Regions from separate parts of the Homo sapiens genome. Here all the other regions are linked to region 2. Evidence: read pairs that join two places in POLR2A ChIA-PET (ENCODE). Cell type or tissue: A673. All regions are shown on one strand.

Region 1 (2,500 bases), 140 kb after region 2:
AACCCTAGGAATTACTGCCTTATGTGTCTTGCTTTATTTCTGATCTATGCAGGAGAAAGATAATATGTGGTGGGTATACAGTTTTTTTTTTTTTTAAGAGATTAAATTAGATTGCACAGTGGTGCAATCGCAGCTTACTGAAGCCTCAATCTCCCAGGCTCAAGGGATCCTTCCATCTCAGCCTCCTGAGTAGCTAGGACTATAGGTGCATGCCATCACACTCAACTAATTTCTGCATTTTTTTGTGGAGACAAGGTTTCACTACATTGGCTGTTACATTCTCAAAGTGTTGGAATTACAGGCCTAAGCGACTGTGTCTGGCATTATATACTTTCAAATACAATGTAGGAAGTACAGTAATTTTTACATTAAATAATGTACAAAAATATGAGAATTTTATTAACTTTTTCATTAAACATTTTGAAATTTGTTAAATTGTTTTAAATTATGAAAAAAACACAAAGAATATTAAATTCAGTTCGTGTAGTATTGATACTTAATTTATTCTAAGATGTCAGCGTTTGTTTATTAACAAATCCTGGAAAAAGTCTGTAAATCAAATTTCCTTTATGTCCAGAAAACATCCTTTTATGTTTGTTAACCCAATTTGAACACTACAAATCCCAAATATCTTTAAAAGTGGGGGAAGAAAGGGTTAGAAGAAGTTGGAATAAAGCTTTAGTAGAAAAAACAGTGGAGGTCCTTGCTCTCCACCTGGAAAGCTAGCAATGCTATATGGATCTTCATAAAAACACAACATTTCTTTTTAATGGCCCCACATCTCAAGTTATGCCTCTGTTTTAATAAATGCTCCTCTTTGACTTATCTCTTCCACCTGAAACAATTTTCTTTTAAAGACTATCTTCCTTCTCTGAACTTCGTACTTTGTATTAGAGTTTTGATTTTCTGTCCCAAGGAAGTTGCCTGGCACCATTTTGGCTCATTACCATAAACTGTCCAGAAAAATATGCTTGCTTTGGTTGAGAACGAAAACGAAGTAATGAGATTTTTGAGACTAACCTAGAGATTATGACATTTTATACCATTCTTATGTACCTATTTCAATAAACCTAAGACAGTAGCTATAATATGAAAATGTACAAAGATAAATTAAGATTTTTATAAGACTGTCTTTATGTGGATTGGCCAAGGAATGTCACCAACATTCAGAATATCGTTTTTATGAAGAAAGACTCAGTAAAATGCACTTCTAAGCCATTAACAGGATGGAGGATTTCTCTTTTTCCCCCAACACCCTCCCGCCAAAAAAAAACACCCAGGATCAAGCCTACTACCAACGACAAAACAAAAGTATCATTAACTCAAATCTTACCCTGTAAATGAAAGAAAATGAGTCTAAACATGTCCAGTTGCATTTCATTTCAATTTCAGTTCAGCTCCTGATGTTAACTGGTAAGACTTTCCTCTCTTTCTTCTTAGTCTGTATTCTTTTGCTGTCCTTGTTTGAACTGCCTCCTAGGTGGCCGTCATACAACTCAGCAAGTGATGTAACCAACCTGAAGTTGCAGGGAAAGGAACCTAGCAATACTACATCCCATACCCTTCCCTCTTACATCAGAGTCCTTTCATCTTCTTGTTTCGAAAGTAAGACTATCTCTTCCTTTTTAAGGCTGAGTTTCACATCTGTGCTGTTACTCTCATTTCCTTCCACCCTTTGTCAAGATACCGCTGACTCAAATAGTATCTTTCCCTGTAGTCACTTTAATCATTTCCTCTATACTGGCTCCTTTCATTCTCACTTCAAATATGGATAGCCCTTTTGTGAAATACAATTGGCCCCATCTGTATCTGTGGGTTCCACATCCATGGATGCAACCAACTGCTGATAGAAAATACTCGCTAAAATAATTGTATGGGTACTGAGCATGTACACTTTTTTCCTTGTCATTATTCTCTAAACAATACAGTATAACAACTATTTACATAGCATTCACACTGTATTAGGTATTATTTGCAATCAAGAGATGACGTAATAATTTAAAGTATACAGGATTATGTGCATAGCTTATAGGCAAATACTGTCATTTTAAATCAGGGGCTTGAGCATTCTCAGATTTTGGTATCCATGGGAGGTCCTGGAACCAATCCATGGACACCGAGGGAAGCCTGTACTATAAAATAAACCAATTTCTGGGCCGGACACAGTGGATGACACCTGCAATCCCAGCACTCTGGGAGGCCAAGGCGGGTGGATCACTTGAGGTCAGGAGTTCAAGATCAGCCTGGCCAACATGGTGAAACCCTGTCTCTACTAAGAATACAAAAATTAGCCAGGCATGGTTGTGCATGCCTGTAATCACGGCTACTCAGGAGGCTGAAACACGAGAATTGCTTGAACCCAGAAGGTGGAGGTTGTAGTGAGCTGAGATCACGACACTGTACTCCAGCCTGGGTGACAGAGTGAGACTCTCTCAAGAAAAAGAAAAAAAAAAAAAGCCAAGCCAATTTCTGAAACATCAGATGACATACCAATGCTGGC
Region 2 (2,500 bases):
TATTGGAAACAGTCCAAATATGCATCAATAGGGGTCTTGGTGAATAAACTGCAATACAACCACACAATGGAATGTGAAGTGGTTTTTGAAAGAATGAGGAAGATATCTATGTACTAATATGATGTAATCTTCATGATACCTTAAATGAAAAAAAGCAGTGTACCAAACAGCATGTATAATGTGCTGCCATGTTTTGTGTCAGTAAGTAGGATAATAAAAATATGTATGTATATTTGCTTAGTTTTGCACACAATGGAATGTAAAGTGGTTTTTGAAAGAATGAGGAAGATATCTATGTACTAATATGACATAATCTCCACAACACCTTAAACGAAAAAAAGCAGTGTACCAAAAAGTGTATATAATGTGCTGCTATGTTTTGTGTCAGAAAGTAGGAGAATAAAAATATGTATGTATATTTGCTTAGTTTTGCAAAAAAAAAAAAGGTTTTTTGCTGTGACTATAAATTTTGAATTTCAAATATGTTAATGTTTTAGTTATTTAAAAAATCAATACAAAAAGAAAACAAGCTAAACTCAAATTTGAAAATAAACAGAAGGGAGGTTCCAAGATGGCTGAATAGGAACAGCTCTAGTCTTCAGCTCCCAGCATCAGCGACACAGAAGACGGGTGATTTCTGCATTTCCAACTGAGGTACCGTGTTCATCTCCCTGGGCTTGTCAGAGAGTGGGTGCAGCCCATGGAGCAGGGTGGGGCATTGTCTCACCCAGAAAGCATAAGAGGTCAGGGAATTCCCTTTCCTAGCAAAGGGAAACCGTGACAGATGGTACCTGGAAAATTGGGACACTCCTACCCTAATACTGCGCTTTTCAATGGCCTTAGCAAATAGTACACCAGGAGATTATATCCCGTGCCTGGCTTAGAGGGTCCCATGCCTACAGAGCCTCATTAACTGCTAGCACAGCAGTCTGAGATCAAACTACAAGGCAGTAGCGAGGCTGGGGGAGGGGTGTCCACCATTGCTGAGGATTGAGTAGGTAAACAAAGCTGCCTGGAAGCTCGAACTGGGTGGAGCCCACTGCAGCTCAAGGAGGCCTGCCTGCTTCTGTAGACTCCACCTCTGGGGGCAGGGCATAGCTGAACAAAAGAAACTTCTACAGACTTAAACGTCCCTGTCTGACAGCTTTGAAGAGAGTAGTGGTTCTCCCAGCACAGAGTTTGAGATCTGAGAATGGACAGACTGCCTCCTCAAGTGGGTCCCTGACCCTCAAGTAGCCTAACTGGGAGACATCTCCCAGTAGGGGCTGACTGACATCTCATACAGCCAGATGCCCCTCTGAGATGAAGCTTCCAGAAGAAGGATCAGGCATCAACATCTGCCATTCTGCAATATTTGCTGTTCTGCAGCCTCCGCTGGTGATACCCAGGAAAAACAGGGTCTGGAATGGACCTCCAGCAAACTCCAACAGACCTGCAGCTGAGGGTCCTGACTGTTAGAAGGAAAACTAACAAACAGAAAGGACATCCACGCCAAAACCCCATCTGTACAACACCATCATCAAAGACTAAAGGTAGATAAAACCACAAAGATGGGGAGAAACCAGAGCAGAAAAGCTGAAAATTCTAAAAATCAGAGCGCCTCTTCTCCTCCAAAGGAACACAGCTCCTTGCCAGCAATGGAACAAAGATGGACGGAGAATGACTTTGATGAGTTGAGAGAAGAAGGCTTCAGACAATAAGTAATAACAAACTTCTCCAAGCTAAAGGAGGATGTTCGAACCCATCACAAAGGAGATAAAAACCTTGAAAAAAGATTAGATGAATGGCTAACTAGAATAAACAGTGTAGAGAAGTCCTTAAATGACCTGATGGAGCTGAAAACCATGGCACAAGAACTACATGATGCATGCACAAGCTTCAGTAGCCAATTTGATCAAGTGGAAGAAAGGGTGTCAGTGATTGAAGATCAAATGAATGAAATGAAGCAAGAAGAGAAGTTTAGAGAAAAAAGAGTAAAAAGAAACAAAGCCGCCAAGAAATATGGGACTATGTGAAAAGACCAAATCTATGTCTAATTGGCGTATCTGAAAGTGACAGGGAGAATGGAACCAAGTTGGAAAACACTCTGCAGGATATTATCCAGGAGAACTTCCCCAACTTAGTGAGGCAGGCCAACACTGAAATTCAGGAAATACAGAGAATGCCACAAAGATACTCCTCGAGAAGAGCAACTCCAAGACACATAATTGTCAGATTCACCAAGGTTGAAATGAAGGAAAAAATGTTAAGGGCAACCAGAGAGAAAGATTGGGTTACCCACAAAGGGAAGCCCATCAGACTAACAGCAGATCTCTCAGCAGAAACTCTACAAGCCAGAAGAAGTGGGGACCAATATTCAACAATCTTAAAGAATTTTCAACCCAGAATTTCATATCCAGCCAAACTAAGCTTCATAAGTGAAGGAGAAATAAAATCCTTTACAGACAAACAAATACTGAGAGATTTTGTCACCACCAGGCCTGCCTTACAAGAGCTCCTG
Region 3 (2,500 bases), 66 kb before region 2:
TGTTCAGCTTTGTTTTTCTTTCTGAAAATTGAATTGGCTATAAGATTATCAGTGATTTTTTAGCACAGAACTTGCCAGCCAGAAGGCAATGAGATATTAATATTCAAAATAATGAGAGAAAAAACTGCCAAGAGTGCTATGCTTGGCAAACCAGACCTTCAAAAAGGAAGGAAAAATAAAGACTTTCCCAGAAAAACAAGAACTGAGGGAGTTAATTACCACTAGAGCTGCTTTATGAGAAACGCTAAAAGTTCTTCAAGTTGAAATGAAAAAATGCTGAACAGCAACACAATAGTAAGAAAATATGAAATTCTTTGATAAAGATAAATACATAAATACGGAATATTATAATACTATAATGGTGGTAGGTAAGTGACTTTTAATTTTAGTATAAAAGTTAAAAGACAAAAGTATTAAAAATGACAATAAAAATGCATTAAAAGGTACATAATATGAATAAATAAAACCTGTAACAACAATAATGTTATGTTGTAAAATGTGTAGGGGGCAGAGAAGTTAGTTTTTGTTTATAATTGAATTTAAGTTGTTATCAGTTTAACATAGACTGTTGTGACTGTATTTTATATAGACTCCAAGATAACCACATACAAAGAATACCTATAGAAATCGCACAAAAGGAAGCAAATCTAGAAAACTCAAAGAAAGACACAAAGAGAGGAAAAGACTAACAGAAGAACTACAAGACTAACAGAAAACAACAAAATGGCAATAGTAAATTTTTCCCTATTCATAATTACTTTAAAGGTAAATGAATTAATCTCTCCAATCAAGAGACGTACAGTGGCTGAATGAATTTAAAAAATAAGACCCAAACTACATACTATCTACAGGAAATTCACATTTATATTTAACCGAACACATCCTCACCTGCTAAAGCAAGAATTTAGTACCATCTCAAAAGGTCCTTTGAAAGACAAAATTATATCTTCTCATACATTAGTCTATAAGAACAATTCATTATTAGTCTATAAGCACAATGTACTATTCCAGCTCCCATTTATCCATATCCACTTCTTACAAAACTGCTTTGAAAACATCTCAATTCTAATGTCTACGTCAGGAGTACAATAATTGGATGCCTCCAAAGCTGCCAATTTTCTGTGACTCACTGGGTCCTACCATAAAAGGAAATGGCAAAGCTTCCATAAAGTGATGTGGGAAAATATCCATACCATATACTGGTAGGTTGGAGAAGCAGCTATCAGAAATATATTTATGTTATTATGTCATAAATACATGCCGTTTTTAAAAATCTTGATTGCAAAAATGTGAGGAAGCAAGAGGTTGGATGTATATGTATTAAAATTAACAGTGATTATCTCTGAGTGGATTAGATTATAAATTTAAAACAATTTTGGCTTCTCTGTATTTTCTATTTTATCTTTTAAGAAAATGTAAATTATCTTAAATTTAAAATTTTAAGCACACACACACACACACATATATATAATCCCAAATGATCAGACAGACATTTTTAAAAATTATAACTATTATGCATCTTCCTACCAAAGAAAATTACATTTTTCTCCTTCCTGAGAAGTTAAAAAAAGAAAACTAAAGATATCAATTACATAATTCATGACGAGTCATCCAACCAGCCCCTAACACCTATTTACAAAAAGTATGAAGGTTAGCTTTAAGTTGCTTGGTAAAGTCCTGAAAGTAGTATCCCAAAGTACGTCTATTTATTCCGTCAAGCATGCAACTACATTATTTCATGGAATTAAATATGTAATATTGAACCATGTACTTCAATTAAAAATATATGTATATAGAGTTCAGATCTATCCATAAAGATCATAAAACTGAAAATTTAAAACAAAACAAAACGCTTTTTTAAAAATCAGCTAAATTCATTTGTCTGGGAAGCTGTTTACCCAATACATGATTTCTGGTCGGGTTCACTCATTTTTCTGTTTTTGGCATCAATGGAACCCTTTATTGTATACCACATAATTACATCCCTTCTTAGCTAGCCAACACATTATTTGTGCTAAGGGAAAATGGATACCTTGGTTTTTGTGTCATAAATATAACAAGGTTTCTTGTTACGTTTAAGAGATTTAACCCAAATTTTTCTCTTAGGATTGATATTGTTGCAAATCACTAAGTCTGGGGTTATAACATTTGGGATATTACTTATCTTTAAAATTTATTTTCTATTTTTCTATTTATATTTTGGTGTTGAAATAAATGTATTTATAAGTACATTCCTACTTAAAGACAATCTGTCACATGGAAATTAAAATGTGCAAGAGGCCCCTGTAATTCTAGGACTTTGGGAGGCCAAAGCAAGCAGATAAAGACCAGCCTGGGTAACACGGTGAAATTCCGTCTCTACAAAAAAAATAAAAAATTATCTGGGTGTGGTGGTGCACATCTGTGGTCCCAGTTTCATGGGAGACTGAAGTGGGAGGATCACTTGAGCGTGGGAGGTGGGAGGTTGCAGTGAGCTAAGATGGCACCACTGCACTCCAGC

The links. Peaks named below come from ENCODE experiments on the same cell type or tissue, not always from the same donor. Only the 100,000 strongest peaks of a DNase experiment are listed, where the experiment ranks them.
Region 1: POLR2A ChIA-PET joins it to region 2 with 7 read pairs; 2 of 35 experiments call an interaction of 5 or more read pairs at or near these places.
Region 3: POLR2A ChIA-PET joins it to region 2 with 5 read pairs; 5 of 35 experiments call an interaction of 5 or more read pairs at or near these places.

What each region holds. Positions count from the first base shown.
Region 1 is chr10:58,281,916-58,284,415 of GRCh38, reverse strand. The region is part of intron 2 of CISD1 (CDGSH iron sulfur domain 1); the gene reads right to left. Among named protein-coding and RNA genes, the nearest start is that of CISD1, 14 kb to the right of the region's middle. In A673, no CTCF peak of the experiment used is centred here; no DNase peak of the experiment used is centred here; H3K27ac peaks cover 580 bases.
Region 2 is chr10:58,421,908-58,424,407 of GRCh38, reverse strand. No RefSeq gene overlaps it. Among named protein-coding and RNA genes, the nearest start is that of TFAM, 38 kb to the right of the region's middle. In A673, no CTCF peak of the experiment used is centred here; no DNase peak of the experiment used is centred here.
Region 3 is chr10:58,487,735-58,490,234 of GRCh38, reverse strand. All of the region lies in intron 4 of LOC105378316 (a long non-coding RNA gene), which reads right to left. Among named protein-coding and RNA genes, the nearest start is that of BICC1, 24 kb to the left of the region's middle. In A673, no CTCF peak of the experiment used is centred here; a DNase peak (open chromatin) is centred at 1,124.